Linked DNA regions of Homo sapiens: region 1 is linked to region 2. Evidence: chromatin loops called from intact Hi-C (ENCODE). Cell type or tissue: gastrocnemius medialis. All regions are shown on one strand.

Region 1 (8,000 bases), 83 kb after region 2:
CTCCTGAATGAGGGGGATGTGCAGCGGGGAGGCAGAGCCCAGATCCGAGGACCTCTGGCCCAGTGCTCAGCCCTCAAGAGACAGGCTCGACTCTTCCCCAAGTATGGGCAAGAATGATGGGAGTTAAAGAAATATTAATGTTGACTGAAAATCCAGCCTTCTCCAGCCAAATGGATCTGCTTCTGGGCCTCACACCCATCCTGCTCATTCCTGTTCCTGTGCCCCAGGTCACTTTGGAGGCTCCTCCCCATCTGCTTTCTCCACTCTCCTGCTTCCAAATCGGCATGAAAACTTAACTTCCTCCAGACCCTCCCTGACAAAACACCTCTCTGCCAGCTGCCAGCGGGCCCTGCAGCTCTCAGCTCCATCCACTCAATGTTTTCTATTTTGTTTCACAAAATACAAATCTTAGACCAGTAGAAAAGCTGCTTTGTTTGGGTCTTTATGACTTCACATGGTTAAATGTTAAATTTAATCATGGTTATACATGTTAAATTCTCCATGACTGAAGGCCAAACATTCTGCCTTCTGCCTTGGGGAGGGGAATCAGCACCAAAAACAATTGTGTCGGCAAACACATCCTTTCCTAAACTTGCTGGCTCGTCATTTACCCATGCCATATGCACTGAATGGGGACCTACTAGATGCCAATCACTGTGCTGAGCTCTGAAAGTACGGAGTAAAGAGTCATGGTCTCTGCCTTCCATGTAACAGTCCAGTGCCAGAGAAAGGGTGGTAAATGTTCTATGGTAGAGCCACCCATAGCAGACCTTGGGGGGTGATCCATCCAACACAGAAGGCTTGTAGGGGGTTGGCGTGAGTGGTCTAAGAACACTGGGCTATTAAAGAGCATTACAGCTAAGACAGGTGGGGAGGGTGTTATAGACAGAGGAAGTGCCATGTGGGAAGGTGGAAGGTTGTGAAAGTGTGTGGGGAAATTACAATTTGGTTTGGAAGGCAGTGAGAGATGCCTTCTATTTTAATAAATCTTTTTTTTTTTTTTTTTTTTTTTTTTTTTTTGAGATGGAGTTTCGCTCTTGTTGCCCAGGCTGGAGTGCAATGGCATGATCTCGGCTAACCACAATCTCCACCTCCCAGGTTCAAGTGATTTTCCTGCCTCAGCCTCCCGAGTAGCTGGGATTACAGGCATGTGCCACCACACCTGGCTAGTTTTGTATTTTTTTAGTAGAGATGGGGTTTCTCCATGTTGGTCAGGCTGGTCTCGAACTCCCAACCTCAGATGATCTGCCCACCTCGGCCTCCCAAAGTGCTGGGATTACAGGCATGAGCCACCATGCCTGGCCATTTTTTTGTTTGTTTGTTTGTTTGTTTTAGCAGCTGTAGAAGAGACCAACTTAAGGGAACTCCATAGTAAATCAATTTGGAAAATGGAGAATCATGAGATATGATTAATTACGCCTGAAATTTCTTTCCTTCCTTCCTTCTTTCCATGATTTGAGCTTTTTAAAGACCTGCTTTTCTCACAATGAGATGCATAAACACAGAGTGTTATATTCTGCAGGTGCTTAATAAGCATGCATTGAGTATACTAGACAATGGCTCATAGCGTGTGCAGCCCATGCCTCTTGTCACAGGTCCTCAGCCTCTAGCACTATTTTCCCCAGCAGTCTCAGGTTCTAGCAATGGGCAGCCAGTTGCCATAACGGACTGGGTGGGCTGTGGGTGAGTTTTGCCTCTCTAGGCCTTCTTGGCCTCATTTGTAGAATAAAGAATGAGACTGCATCGACACTGTGTGGTTTTCCAGGTTCCTGCAACTCTGAAATGGTGTATATTTGAATCCTCCAATGTTACAAGGTCAGTCTGGCTCAGTGTGGAGACCTCGGAATGGGATAAAGTCTTCAGCAGGAAGAGTAAGAGAAGAGCTATGAGGGGGCACAGGAGCACAAAGGATACATGGCTCAGACTCCGCCCAGACCTTCCTGTCTCCTCCCAGGAGGGAGGGAGCCTAAGCCTCAGGCGTGGGAATAGCCAGGCTCTGGTCCCCAAACACCAAAGCAATGTAGGAGGGCAGAATAACAAGTTTTAGACTTGGGACTCAAGTCTGAAAACTGGGAGGGTGGAGGGGAGAGGAGGAAAGTAGGCCATGAAAAGAAAATTCAGGAGCAAAAGAAACAGACTAAAATAGAAAGGGGGCAAGAGAGAGACGTAGAGACAGAGGCAAGCTGAAGAAACACGGAGATGGAGACAGCAGAGAGAAGAATGCACAGCCGCTGGGAAAGCAGAAGGGAGGAGATCAAGTCCAATTAAGCCCCACTGGAGCTCAGCATACCCCTTTCTAGGGAGGGCCATAGCAGGAGGCTAACAGCATCTTTTAATGAGCAAGAAGAGAGGGAGGATATGCTGAGGAGAACATGGACAGATGTGTGAGCCCTAGCCTGGGACAGAGTGGAGACTAAAGATCCAAAAGAGGACATCCCTGCCCCCCAAACTGATTTCTTATAGCAAAGCTGCTCCAGGTATGGTCCATGATGCCCACCCTCCATGCCTGGGAGCAGGCACGAGAGAGTCCAGACTCTGCTTCTTTGTCTGTCTCCCAGCAAGCCCCAGTCCTGGGATGCAGCAGGTCCTGCTTTAAGCGTTTTTGAAAAAGAGAATCCTATTTCTTTGAGTGTAAGCTCCAGGACAGCAGAATTTCCTTTTTCTATTTTATTCACTGTTGTTCCTCCAACACCTAGAACAGGGCTGGCATGTAATAAACATCAGGTGAATGCATGAGCATGCCAAGGCAGCAAGAGCCACCCCATGCCATGAACCCTGAGATGTGGCCAGAGGGGTCAGAGAGGGCACCTTCTTCTTGCTGCAGTAGATCTGCCATTTCTTCTCAGGGGGCAGTGCAAACATAGCCTCTCGGTTTTTGTCAGTGAGATCCAATTCATCCTGCAAAGACAATAAGAAAAAATACGTCTGACACTAGGGATGGTTGAGATTAGAATAGTCAGCCCTGCAGGAAATTACAATTCCCCCAAATCAGTTCCTCAGGCTACTACTATCTTCCTCCCGAAGAGCATCAAAGATATGATAGGGCATTTCTTTTTCTATCAGAGATACAGCCCCATCCCCTTGCCTCAACCAACCCTATGTGACTTCTATTGCACTCCCTTTACTTCCTGTCCACCCCCAGCCTTGTCTCTGCAAATCCACCCTCCTGCTTCAGGTCACCCTGTTCCCTGCCCATCGCCTGCATTGCTTTGCTAGCTCCTGATCCTCTCGCCCTGGGGTCTCTTGTCTTCCATCCCTTGTCATTCTTAAGCTTGTGGACACCATAATACAAAGCCTAACAAAGAAGGGAATTGTCTGCAGATCTCGTTCTGCCTCTCTCAGATTCTTGCCCCATCCTTCACATCTACCTGCCCTTCGAATCTCTGCCCTAGACATTCTCTGGCTCCCCCACACTCAGCATAGGCCCTAGCACAGGCTGGAGAGAGCTGGTGAGGACAAGGGGCTGCTCAGAGTAGGATGGGCGAGCCATGCCCCGGGAGGCATTGATCTGCTTCCGAGGGAGGTAGTGCCTGCTGGAGGCAGCCCCTCCCACTGCAGGACCAGCAAGAGAAGGCACGGGGCTCCATCAGGCTAGTCCAAACTTTCCAAGGAGCTAACTGGAACTTTATGAGGTCATATTTGGGGTAACTCCATAGGTATTTTAGGGTGAATTTGAAGGTTTTGCTGTGCTAGACGGCCCCTGAAAAGCTCTATTTTTGAAGCTGCCTCTCCTGTCATTCATGAGCAATGCCAGGGCTAATCAAAGGACTAGTTAATGGGCCATGGAGACCATAGTGTGCTTTTTTTAAAATCAAAAGCAAAACTTGCATTAAGCATAAATTAAGCATAACAAAGCATAATATTATGACTCTTTATATTTTCAAATACAATAAACAGTGAAAACAATATCTAAGGAAGTATAATAGTCTTAAATTTTGATATCTGTAATCTTTTCCCTATACTTTTATTCAAGGGAGAATATTAAGACTTTATTCTCTCACCTAGATCAGAACTGCCTAATAGAAAGATAACATGGGCGACATATATTTTCAATTTTTTCTAGTCACATTAAAAAATTTAAAAGAAATAGGTGAAGTCAATTTTCATAGTATATTTTAAACCAGTAAATCTAAAATATAATCATTTAAACATAAAATCATGTAGAAAATTAATAATGAGATATTTTACATTCCTTTTTTCACACTAAGTCTTCAAAATCTGGTGTGCATTTTACAGTTACAGTTCATCTCAATTCAGATGAGCCAGTAGTCCCACGTGGCCAGGGACTGCCATTCAGACAGCACAGACAAGGATTATTTGAAATAATACCCATCAGTTCACCTGCCTCTGGAACTAAAGACTCTTGCAGATTTAATCCCAAACAAAATTTCTTCCCTAGAACTGCTCTCTATATATCCCAGGAAGTTCTTTCTCAAAATTCCCAGAACCCTGTTTGAGGTTTCTTTCCCACGATCAAAATCAGAAATAAAAGGAAAAGGAGAGTTATATGCACCTTACATTTCCCAATACAAACTCTGCACCTCTTCAACTTCTGTGCCTTTGTTTACACAGTGAGTCCTACCTGGACAGGCATCTGCACCCACTCACACTAAGGACCTGGTCTAATTCCTAGGGCACAGTGTCAGCCTCCTCCCGCAAGTCTTCAGTAGACCTTCCCAGGTAAGAAGAATCTCTCCCTTCCTGAACTACAGAGCAGTTCCATGTGAGCTTGTATTCAGATTATTGATGCACTTGTCTTTTCCAGCCAGTGGTCTCTATACCCCTAAATCAATGGTGGTTTTGCTCAGCCTAGGCAGCACATGACTGACTGCTGACTGCTCGGTCCTTATTAAACCTCACTTCCCTGGTTTCTTTAGCAACTACCCTCCTGAGCAGTCTCTCCTGCTTCACCCTATGTTCCTGCGTGGGCTTCCTTGATGACTTCTCCTCTTCTATCCTACCTTTAAATGTAGAAGTCCCTCAGGGCACCATCCTCCCTCACCTGTTCCCCAGGACTCAGTTATTATCTCAAACTCTCTCAAACTTGTACCCCTAGGCCAACAGTTTCCTGAGCTCCAGACCCTAGGGCCCCACTGTCTCCAGTACGTCTCTACTATGATGTACTTATGTAGAGTTACTATGTACCAGGCACTGTTCTAAGTATGTAATGTTTATTCATAAATAAATAACAACTTATAACAACTCATTTTACAGATAAGGAAACTGATGTACAGAAAGAATGTGTGGATTGAGTTCATCATCCCAGCCCCCTCAACTTGAATCTCCTCCAGTATATCCTATCCTGCCCAGGGCCCCAATATCCATCCAACACTTCATGTCAGAAACCAGGGTATTCTTTGATTCCTACTCACTCTTTGATCCTACCAAGTCCTATTATCTTTCCTCCTAAACAGCTCTTGAATCTGTCCACTTCTCTCCATCCTCACTGCTAATACTTTAGTCTAAGGCACCCTTCTCTCTAACCTGTAGGATTAGGAGGCAAAAGCCTCCAAATGGTCAACCCAGAACCCTTCTTTAGCAGAGCACCTTGCGTGGTCTTTTAGAAAAGCAGATCAGATCACCTCAAATCCCTACTTAAAATCTTCCATGGCTTTCCACTGCCCTTAGGGTTTAATCCAAAAACTTTAGTTCTTCTGGTCTTCATTGTGTACCCCAAAAGGACCCAGCTCCTTTCTGACTTGAGACTCACATATGCCGTTTCTTCTGCAGGAGACCCTCTGTCATTGTCCTGAACCTCATTCACTGATCTAATCATCTCGGTGGAAATGTCACTGCTCACAGAGGCCACTGTGACTTCTCCCAGTCTAGAATACAGCTCCCTGCTAGACACTCCCATGCCCCCACCCCCAGAATGCTCCCTGTCCTAGCACTCATCACACTTGTCACTGCTCCTCAAAATCAGTCTTCCCTACTAGGCTTTCACATTCTTGGAGGCAGGGGAGGTCTCTGGTGGCTCATCTCTACATCCCTAGGACCCTCATACAGCCCAGCACCCAGCAGTCTCTCCAAGAAATATTGTTCACTTGTTTGAGAGATACCTGATGCTATTCTTCTTGCAGGCAAGACTTGTCTGACTCACCCTTGTTTTTGCTAAAGTGCCATGCAAGGGTCCCTGTCCTGAAGATGCTCAGTAAATATCTGTTGAATAAAAGAGCCAAAGAAAGGAACACTGCCTATCATGTCCTTCTTTCAAAACTCACTCTACTCAAGAAAATATCCCTAACACTAATCAGGCTCCAGATATTATTCTACACTAGCAAACGCTTTGCCCCCACCACTTGCCCCATCCAGAGGAAAGCTAAAAAATCAGGAAACAGTGAGTTTTCCTAAACCTGATGTGACAAGGAAGCTGGACACCTTTCTCATATAACCTGCATAATCTCATCTTTCAGGGACCCTGTTATTTAAAGAGCTGGATTGGCTTAACCAGGTATATCTATTAGCAAATACAAGTATAAAACCACATTCCAACCACATGGCCTTGTTTCTTTACTGGCTTACTAATGGCCCACCACAGAATGAGTGACCAAGAGCTAATGGTAGATGAACATGTACTTATGGCTCTTTACCAGGCCTGGGACCTCCCTTGGTGTGCAGACTTTGTCTCACCACCAGACCTCCAAAGAGAGAAGGAATCATGCTTCTTTCCTAGCCTGTCTATTTGTGGCCAGGGTATAAAGCTGCACACACACGGGCTTCTCACAAGGGCAGTCTGAAAGCTGGTCTGGGCGGGCATTGCGGAATCAGCACAGGCTGGTCCGGGTGTGAATGGCAGAGCTTCCGCCTGCCCCTTGCTAAGCACAGCACATAATCATCCCAGGCCTGAACTGGGACCCCAGGCATGACATAGGCATTTCCACCTCCAGGTTCCTAGCCAATCATCCCCTGTTCCGAGGTGCCCAGTGTCTGCCCACAGAATCCCACTCTGTCCCTTCTTTGTGCCTCGGACATTAAAAGATCCCAGGGAAACTCCAAGGAGCAGAAGAGAGAAAGGCGTCAAATGTTCTGATGTTCTTTGAGATGTCTCACCATCTTATTTTGCAAAACCCAGAGCTGCCCCTTCCTATGATAACCTAATTACTGCACCATGTGGTCTACAATCCAATGCAGAGAGGAGGTAGGACCATTCTTCTGGGGACACACTTTATGCTGTCCATCCCAGTGAGAGACTCTGGTTCCCCAACATAGCTGAGGTGTCCTGGGGGCCTATCTCCTCCCAAGAGGAGTTTTGAGAGATGGAGACCCCAGCACAGGGGCCCTGCCCTCTGTCCAGCTCTGCCTCTCCATCCACCCTCCTCCCCATTGTCACTGTCTCTCCCCACCCTCTCACTGACCACCAGCTCTGCAAAGCGGATGTTGAGCTCCTCTGCGTTCGGGATGGGGCTGGAGAACTCCATGAACTGCAGAGGGTGGTTGTCCCGGAGGTTGATTTCGGGGATGTCACTGCCCCCGAAGCAGCACAGGAAGCCCAGGCCATGGTGGCTCCTCTTGCGGGGGGCCATGGTCACTGCAGGCCAGGGGGCGTCAGCAGACAGATGCCCTAGGTCCTCATTGTGATCTGGACAAGAGGAGAGAACACAGGGTGGTCAGGCATACAGTCAGATAGGCCAGGGCAGAGGTCACTCTGCCTTCATAACCTCTGTCCCACAGGTTGCTGGGAGCCCTCAACCCAATAGCAAAGCCCCACCCACCCCGCTGTCGCCCCTCCTCCCACAGCATCCCTCTGTTCCCTCCAGCTCTTCCCACCTGGAGGCATTTACATATCCTCCCCACCATGTCCTCTGAGTGTTATCTGCCAAGACACTTTCATATTCCCCTTCCTTGCCCTCAGAGAAGGACAAAGGCTGGGGTCACTGAATGTGACTTCCATGTGACCAGAGCTGACTTTCCATAAATGTGTGGACGGGCTCCTATTCCCTGTCTTCCGTAAGATCAGCTTCCAGCAAGGCTCACTTACTCACTTGATTCATTTCCGGGTC
Region 2 (8,000 bases):
TACTTTTTATATTCTCTCTGGTTTCTGATTCCCACATAGGAAATGTCCATTTTTATAACTCACAGGCGTGAAATTGCAGAGTTCTTCTCCTAGAGGCCACCTGGCCCTCCCTAGGTGCCGACTGTGTGTTATAGGGATGTCACTAAGGGGTCTGGTGGTGCCCGACAGGGATGTTAATGAAAGCCCAAAAGACTGATAGCAGACAGATCCAGAGGTAGGATGGAGAGACTGAAAGGCCAGGCCCAGACATACTTAGAGAATACAGAAAGAAGCCAGCGGCCAGGACACAGCAGCAAGGTCAGCAGCCAGCTCCAATAAAGACCTTGGTGCATTCAGGCTGCTATTTAAAAACAAACAAACAAACCCTTAGAATGGGTAATTTATAAACAATAGAAGGTTATGGCTCACAATTCTGAAGGCTAAGATGCCCAAGATCAAGCTGCCACTAGATCCGGTGTCTGAGAGCCTGTTCCTCATAGCTCAAATGATGGAAGAGCAAAAGGGCATCTCCATCCTCTTTTATAAAGAGCTAATCCTGTTCATAAGAGAGGAGGCTTCATGACTCAGTCCTTTTCCAGATGCCTCCCCTCTACCTTTGAACTGGGGATTTCATTTCAACATACGAAATTTGAGGAAACACAAACATTCCCACCATAGCAGTAGGTGACAATACTAAGCATTCCAATATGTCAGGCATAGCTCTGAGACTAAACACTGACTTATCTGACCTTCATGTACCCATAGAAAGTTGATACTATTGTCCCCTTCCAATTATAAAGAAACTGAGGCACTAGGGGACATGACTTGCTAAGGTCACACAGCTGGTAAGTGCTAGAGACAGGATCTAACCCCAGGCATCCTGGCTCCAGAGCCCATGCTCATAACCACTGGACTATACTCCCCTTCCATCTTGAGAGGTCTGTGGGCTCCCTGGTCCACATGGCTTCACCAGGAGTCAGAGGCCTCTTAAGGCTTCTGAAAGCACAAGTCATTCCCTTCCATGGCCCCACCTTATACACATCAGGCCGGGCCAGTCTTTGTATTCCTGTAACCTATGTATGTGCTGCAGAACTCCTCCCCTGGGCTAGGCATGTCTTATCTTGCTTAGGGTGTTCAAGTGTATGGTATAATTGCTGGGAGGCTCTGCACAGGTAGGATACCACCCCCATGCTCTGATAGTACAGCCTGGTCCAATGCAACTTTCTAGCACTCAGAGCTGTTGACACAGACCAAGAGTCAGTTGCCCAGATGTTTTCTAGAGTCATGGCAGCAAGCCCCCAAGCTCACTGTGCACCATGCCTGTATTTGACCTTGTTCTAGAAAGGATTTAAAACAGACCACACAGGGAATAAGTTTATTCACACTCACAAAGTTGAGTTTATAATTTTTCCATAAAATACTCTTTAATAAATGATTTTATAAAATACTATTTCCATATTAACTGTCTACTAAATTACCACTTGGAAGCAATATTTAAATAAACTTAATCATAGGCACAGATTGGTCCAACTCTTATTACTTTTTAATTGATCTTGGCTTTTGTACCAATCAATGTCCTGTCAGGACCACACTCAAGTTTGGAGTTTATTTTTTTAATTGGGAGTTTAATAAAGTAATATTTATAAAGGTCTGGGCTGGGTGCAAGGAAACCTCAGGAGAAAGTGTGGTATTCTGGAGCTAGTGGTGTGGGTTTGGGTGTGTATTGAGGGGAGTGGTGGAGGGTGTCCCACTCCTAGGCCTGAAGAATCATGAGGAAGAGAGAGAACTACATGGGGAGGATCACCCACAGAAGCTATAACTGCAGTTGAGGGACACAGCTGTCCCAAGGCAGCCACCAAGGGAAGCAGCCAAGGGCCTGGTACCCTCACAAACTCTTCTCCCTCTCTCTAGTCTCCTGCCAGGGCTCCCCACTGGACAGGCCCCATCAGAACCAGATGGGGAGGGTCATCCCTGCAGGTCAGCCTTCTGAGGCCAGAGCAAGGTGCAGAAGATGGAGGGGAGGCCTGGTGGTGCAAATGGAAGACATCCCCATGTCAAAAGCAAAATCTCTCATTACTTTCTTAGGATCAGTGTTTCATGGCTTGATGTGGCTAGTAGGGACTGTTCCAATCTACCAAACTTCAATTGACTTGAGGAGGGAACAAAGCTGTAAAATGTGGTTCTCCTTCCTGGAGAGGTAACTAGAACTAGAAAAGGAAAGTGTGTAATCTTCTCAGTAATGAAACAGTTTATCTTGATTACCCTTGGCCCAATTCTATATTACCTCAAGTCTATTATCCCTTAAGTGTAATTCCAAAATTAAACTACTTCTGTACACTGAAAATTTTTCCATACTTCATCTGTCAACAAAACATGGCCGTGTGATGTGAACTATTTATTACCCTATTTCGTGTGAATATTTTCTTGCAGAAAAATTGCTTGGTTACTGGGGGCTTTCCTAGCCCCTGTCTTATGTTCTATATTCATATGCTTTTACATATACATACAAAATGTATATAATGTACAGTTTATGACATTTCAAACCCCAAACACTCCTAAAGTCCAAAATCTATCTGGCCCCTCAGCCTTCAGAAAAGAGACTTTGAACTTATGTTCTGATTCACATCAACTCCATAATATTCTTTAGAAAAGGGATAGGGACCACCATGCCTGGCTAATTTTTGTATTAGTAGAGACAGGGTTTCACCATGTTGGCCAGACTGGTCTTGAACCCCTGACCTCAAGTGATGCACCCAACTTGGCCTCCCAAAGTGCTGGGATTACAGGCATGAGCCACCGGGAGGCTGAGGCAGGAGAATCACTTGAACACAAGAGGTGGAGGTTTCAGCAAGCCGAGGTTGTGACGTTGCACTCAAGCCTGGGCTGACAAGGGCGAAACTCTGTCTCAAAAAAAAAAAAAAAACAAAAAAAAACAGGGTCGGGCGCCAGGCGTGGTGGCTTTTGCCTGTAATCCCAGCACTTTGAGAGGCCGAGGCAGGCAGATCACCTTAGGTCAGGAGTTTGACACCAGCCTGGCCAACATGGTGAAACCCCATGTCTACAAAAAAATACAAAAAAATTAGCTGGGTGTGGTGGCAGGTACCTGTAATCCCAGCTACAGCTACTCGGGAGGCCGAGGCAGGAGGATCGCTTGAACCCAGGAGGTAGAGGTTGCAGTAAACCAAGATCATGCCATTGTACTCCAGCCTGGGCGACAAAAGCGAGACTCCTCTTCAAAAAAAAAAAAAAAAGGATAGGGAAAGTTATGTTTTACATTTATGATTGATAGACTTTCTCTACTTAGAATGTGGCTTTATAAATTGAACTTTACAACATGTAAAGTTCTTTTTAACTCAAGCTTAGTTTTTTAAGTTTTCCTCTGCCCCTTTTGAATATTAAGAGATCGTGGAAGACAATCAAGTATAGCATAGGATTGCAGCAGGAAAGAAAGGGGAAGCCAAAGGGACACTCAGAATGTACTAAAGGGACTGTTTGCAGGGGTGTGGTCAGGGTCAAGAACACAGAAAGGATAGGGCTTCAGAGTGTGGATTTGCGAGCCGGACATGTTAACCCCCCGGTTCTCAGCTTCACCCCTTATTAGCTATGCATCACTGGGCTGGTTACTTCACCTCTTTGTGCTTCATCTTATATTTTAATAATATAGTAAAATCCTCTCTAATTGATTTCTCACAACCACCACCCTGTGAAGTAGATAAGACAGGCAGTTTCCCCTCTGACATATGATGAAACCAGAGAGATGAAGTAATTGGCCCAAGGTTAAGCAGGGAATTTGTGCCAAGTTGAGGACTGGCACAAATCAGATCGCCCCCACTGCTGAGCCAGGGCTCTTTCCAAGCCATCACCTGCCTTACTTACAGAGGCTTGCCCTTCACTGACTTGTCCCAGGAGGGAACATGTCAGGTGGCATTCTCAGCTGGGCCAAGTCTCATGAGCGTGAGGACTTCTGAGGTGTTTCCAAAAATGTCAGCCTTTGATACTTCTTGTTTTATCTCTCCACCCCGATAATTACCCCAACTCAATTTAACAAACAGCCACTGCATAATCCAGACAGTACAACTTGACCTTGCTTGCAGAGGAATTAGGCCTGAGTTTAGTGGATTTGATTGTCTTAGGGGAATTAAAGGTTATTTTCTAGTTCAAAGGTAGAGCCACGCGTGAGTTGCTTTTCTTCTAAATGCATGGGCCTTAACACAGTGAACTCTAACTCTGTAGGTGTGAGTAGAACAAAGTCAGGTGTAAAGTCATCTCTTGCCTCCCTCGGCTGGTAGAAAAGAATGCAGAGTTGGCGGGGAGGAGGTGCCCATGCCCAGATCTCTCTCCCATGCTGTCCTCTGCTCCCCTCCCAGTATCTTCCGTGAATGGACTCCAAACAGAAGCCTGAAGGCAAGGGGGTCCATGGGATCAACCTCTTGGGGCAGAGAACAGGGGGCAAAGACAGGTGGAGAATGGATCCCAGGGAAGGGTGGGGCACATGGAGAACAAATGGCCCAGAACGCCACCAATACAGTTACAGACATAAACAGCATCTCTTTCCTGTGATGGCAACAGGCAATATAGTTAAACAGCAACTCACTGTAGGAATTCACACACAACTTTTAAATTTTCTATTGCTGTGTAACAAGTTACTCCAAAATGTAACAGCTAAGAACAACCAGTATTTATCTCACCCAGTTTCTAAGGGGCAGGAGCCTGGGAGTGGCTTGGCTGGATGTTTCTGGTTCAGGATATCTTGTGAGACTGCAGTGAAGATCTCAGCAAGGGCTGCAGGTACATGAAGCTGTGACTAGGTCTGGAGGAGTCCTATCCAAAATGGTTCCCATACATGGCTGTTGGCTGGAGGCCTTCGTTCCTAACTGGCTGTTGGCAGGAGGTTCAGTCTTCGTCAAATGGGCATCTCCAGAGAACTGCTCACAGCATGGCCGCTGGCTTCTCCCAGAGGGAGCAAGGAGGAAACCACGTGGTCTTTTACTGACTACCCTCAGGAGCCTAACACCATCACTTCTGCCACATTTGATTTGCTAGAGTTCATAAGTTCAGCCCACATTTAAGGGGAGGGGAACTAGGCTCCACCTTTTAAAGTGAAGAATATTTAAGAATTTATGGACCTGTTTAAAACCACCATACACTAAGAAGATCAGTAGGAGAAAACAGTTCAGGATGATTTCATAACAGGGGTGACGGTCTGGCCTGCAAAAGACCTGGGAATACCTCAGAAGAAAGTTCTCAGTGTCCTCCAAGCCCCTCCTGTTCTCCCACACACCAAGGGTCTCAGGACTCCCTGAGAGTTGGGGCCCATCCTTCTTGGCAATCCCTGTGCCTTATTTTTTCCTAACTCATTATCATACCTACCCTACTTCCCATTATTGCTCTTGGCTACCTACTCTTGGAAAACAGTTAAACTATTTTGAGCTGAGTTATATACATGGTTTATAATGAACCCGCCATCCCTTACGGGGGTTACCTAATTCTAATAAGAGCTTTTCTGTAGGCTCAATACATCCAAAAGAGCTAATCTCTTTAATCTCGTTCATGTGAGAAAGGATGGTTTCGGTAACATGAGTAAGGCCCTCCTTGCCCTAAAACAATATCATAAAAACAACAGAGCACTTGCTTAAGCATTCCATGACTCAAGTCTCACAACAAAGCTGAAGACCAGTTTTTTATTTCCAGTCAATGAGGAGCCTAAACTAGTAGAGAGAAAGTGACTCTATGGCAGAGGTTGGATGTGAAACGTGGAGCTGATTCCCAGTGTAGGGCTCCTATCGAACCTCAGGATGAGGACCCTCAAACCAATCTCATCATCAACTCCATAGGAAAACAGCCCACTCCAGGAGCTCAGGGAAATGAGGGATAGGTAAGAGTTTATTCTATATTCTTCTCAATGGCTTGGGGAGGGTGATGTGGACACAGCAGTTATAGAGAATAATTAGGATGTCTCTAGGTCTCTAGAGGATGAAAGGTTGTGTATTAAGGCAGCAATTCTCAAATTGTTTGTCTCAGGAACTCTTTATACTCTAAAGCAGGGGTCCCAAACCCCCAGGCGTTGGACTGGTACTGGTCTGTAGCTTGTTAGGAACTGAGCCACGCAGCAGAAGGTTGAGTAGCAAGCAAGCGAGCATGACCTCCTGAGCTCTGCCTCCTGTCAGATCAGCAGCAGCATTAGATTCTCAGAGGAGCTCAAACCCTATTGTGAACTGCGCCTGCAAGGGATCGATCTGGGTTGCGTGTTTCTTCTGAGAACCTAATGCTTGATGATCTCAGGTGGAACAGTTCCATCCTGAAACCATTCCCCCACCACTGCCCCCATGGAAAAATTGTCTTCCATGAAACTGGTCCCTGGTGCCAAAAGGGTTGTGGACCACTGCTCTGAAGTATCAAACATCCCAAAAGAGCTTATTTGTTTATTTGTGTTATATCTACTTAATACCTATTTTTAACTTATTTAAATTGACAGAAATAATATATATCATATACAATGTTTTGAAACATTCATTATGAAATGGCTAAATTGAGCTAATTAACATTAACACTTGCATTTCCTCACTTTTTTGTGTGGCGAGAACACTTAAAATCTCTTAGCAATTTTCAAGATACGATATATTGTTATCAACCACAGTCACCATGTCGTACAACAGATCTTTTGAAATATTTAATTTCTATTTACTATATCAATTTATTTGATTTATAGTTATGATATTAGAAATTCAAACTCAGAAAATCTGAAAACATTTAACTCACTGAAAAATAATAATGTCCATAATACCTATTACATGTTAACATAATGCTTTATGAAAACAACAATAATTTCCAAAACAAAAACAGGGGAAAAAAAGTGGCATTGCGCTACATTTTGGCAACTTGCTTTCATGTCTGGCTTAGTAGAAGGCAACTGGATTCTCATATCTGCTTCTGCGTTCAATCTGTGAAATCACACATAGAAAACTCCTATATGGTCATAGGAGCATGAGAGTGGAAAAGACGATTTCTTTTTTTTTTTTTTTTTTGAGACGGAGTCTCGCACTGTTGCCCAGGCTGGAGTGCAGTGGTGTGATCTCGTCTCATTGCAAGCTCCGCCTCCCGAGTTCACGCCATTCTCCTGCCTCAGCCTCCTGAGTAGCTGGGACTACAGGCGCCCGCCACCACACCCGGCTAATTTTTTGTATTTTTAGTAGAGACGGGGTTTCACCGTGTTAGCCAGGATGGTCTCGATCTGCTGACCTTGTGATCCGCCCGCCTTGGCCTCCCAAAGTGCTGGGATTACAGGCAGGAGCCACCGCGCCTGGCACGATTTCTTAATATTACTATGAAACTAGTGTTGACCTCTGAAATCCACACTTTGAAAACAATCGAATTAAAGAGGTATTACAAACTCTTCTCTTAGTTTTGCTGATGACAGAATCTAAACAAGAGACTCCTAGTCAGCACCTCATGGCTCTGAGGGTATGCATGATACATGCAGATGCATAAGGCTGCCATGGCTGGTTTCAGTATGCAAGGGGAGTGATAGGTGCAAAGAAGTGGAAGAGTTGAATGGAAAAACTGGATGATACATAAGAGAGCAAGGGGAAGTTTGTTCCTGGAGTAAGGTTATTTTACTGTTCGCCAGCATGTGCGTTCCCTCTCTGAGAGAGGACTAAGCTGCTCTTCCCTTTGAAATTAGATACAGCCATGTGACTTGCTTAAAGCAGAGTGATGTGTGACACTTCCAGGAAGAAGCTGTAAGAGCCAGTTTGCTGTTTGCCACACTCTTTTTCCCTCTTGGTAACCACCAATGTTCTATGTGGATATTCGCTGCCCTATCAGGCCGGGACCCAGAGTGAGGGCAACACTGACCAGAAACAAAGTTCACAGCTAACTCTTGGATATAGTTTGGATGTTTGTCCTCTACAGATCTCATGTTGAAATTTGATCCCCAGTGTTGGAGGGTGGTGCCTGGTGGGAGGTGTTTGGGCTAAGGGAACAAATCCCTCAGGAATAGGTTGGTGTTATCCCCTAGGTGA

What was found. Peaks named below come from ENCODE experiments on the same cell type or tissue, not always from the same donor. Only the 100,000 strongest peaks of a DNase experiment are listed, where the experiment ranks them.
Region 1: a loop joins it to region 2, with 19 times the contacts of the local background. A loop is called at or near these places in 1 of 110 quality-filtered maps.

Annotation. Positions count from the first base shown.
Region 1 is chr6:39,855,826-39,863,825 of GRCh38, reverse strand. DAAM2 (dishevelled associated activator of morphogenesis 2) reads right to left here. Exons shown (of 25, transcript NM_001201427.2): 2 at 7,356-7,579; 3 at 2,809-2,898. The coding sequence starts at 7,523. Among named protein-coding and RNA genes, the nearest start is that of DAAM2-AS1, 38 kb to the left of the region's middle. In gastrocnemius medialis, no CTCF peak of the experiment used is centred here; no DNase peak of the experiment used is centred here; H3K27ac peaks cover 922 bases.
Region 2 is chr6:39,938,912-39,946,911 of GRCh38, reverse strand. All of the region lies in intron 1 of LOC102723789 (a long non-coding RNA gene), which reads right to left. Among named protein-coding and RNA genes, the nearest start is that of MOCS1, 8.4 kb to the right of the region's middle. In gastrocnemius medialis, no CTCF peak of the experiment used is centred here; DNase peaks (open chromatin) are centred at 3,881 and 7,727; H3K27ac peaks cover 833 bases.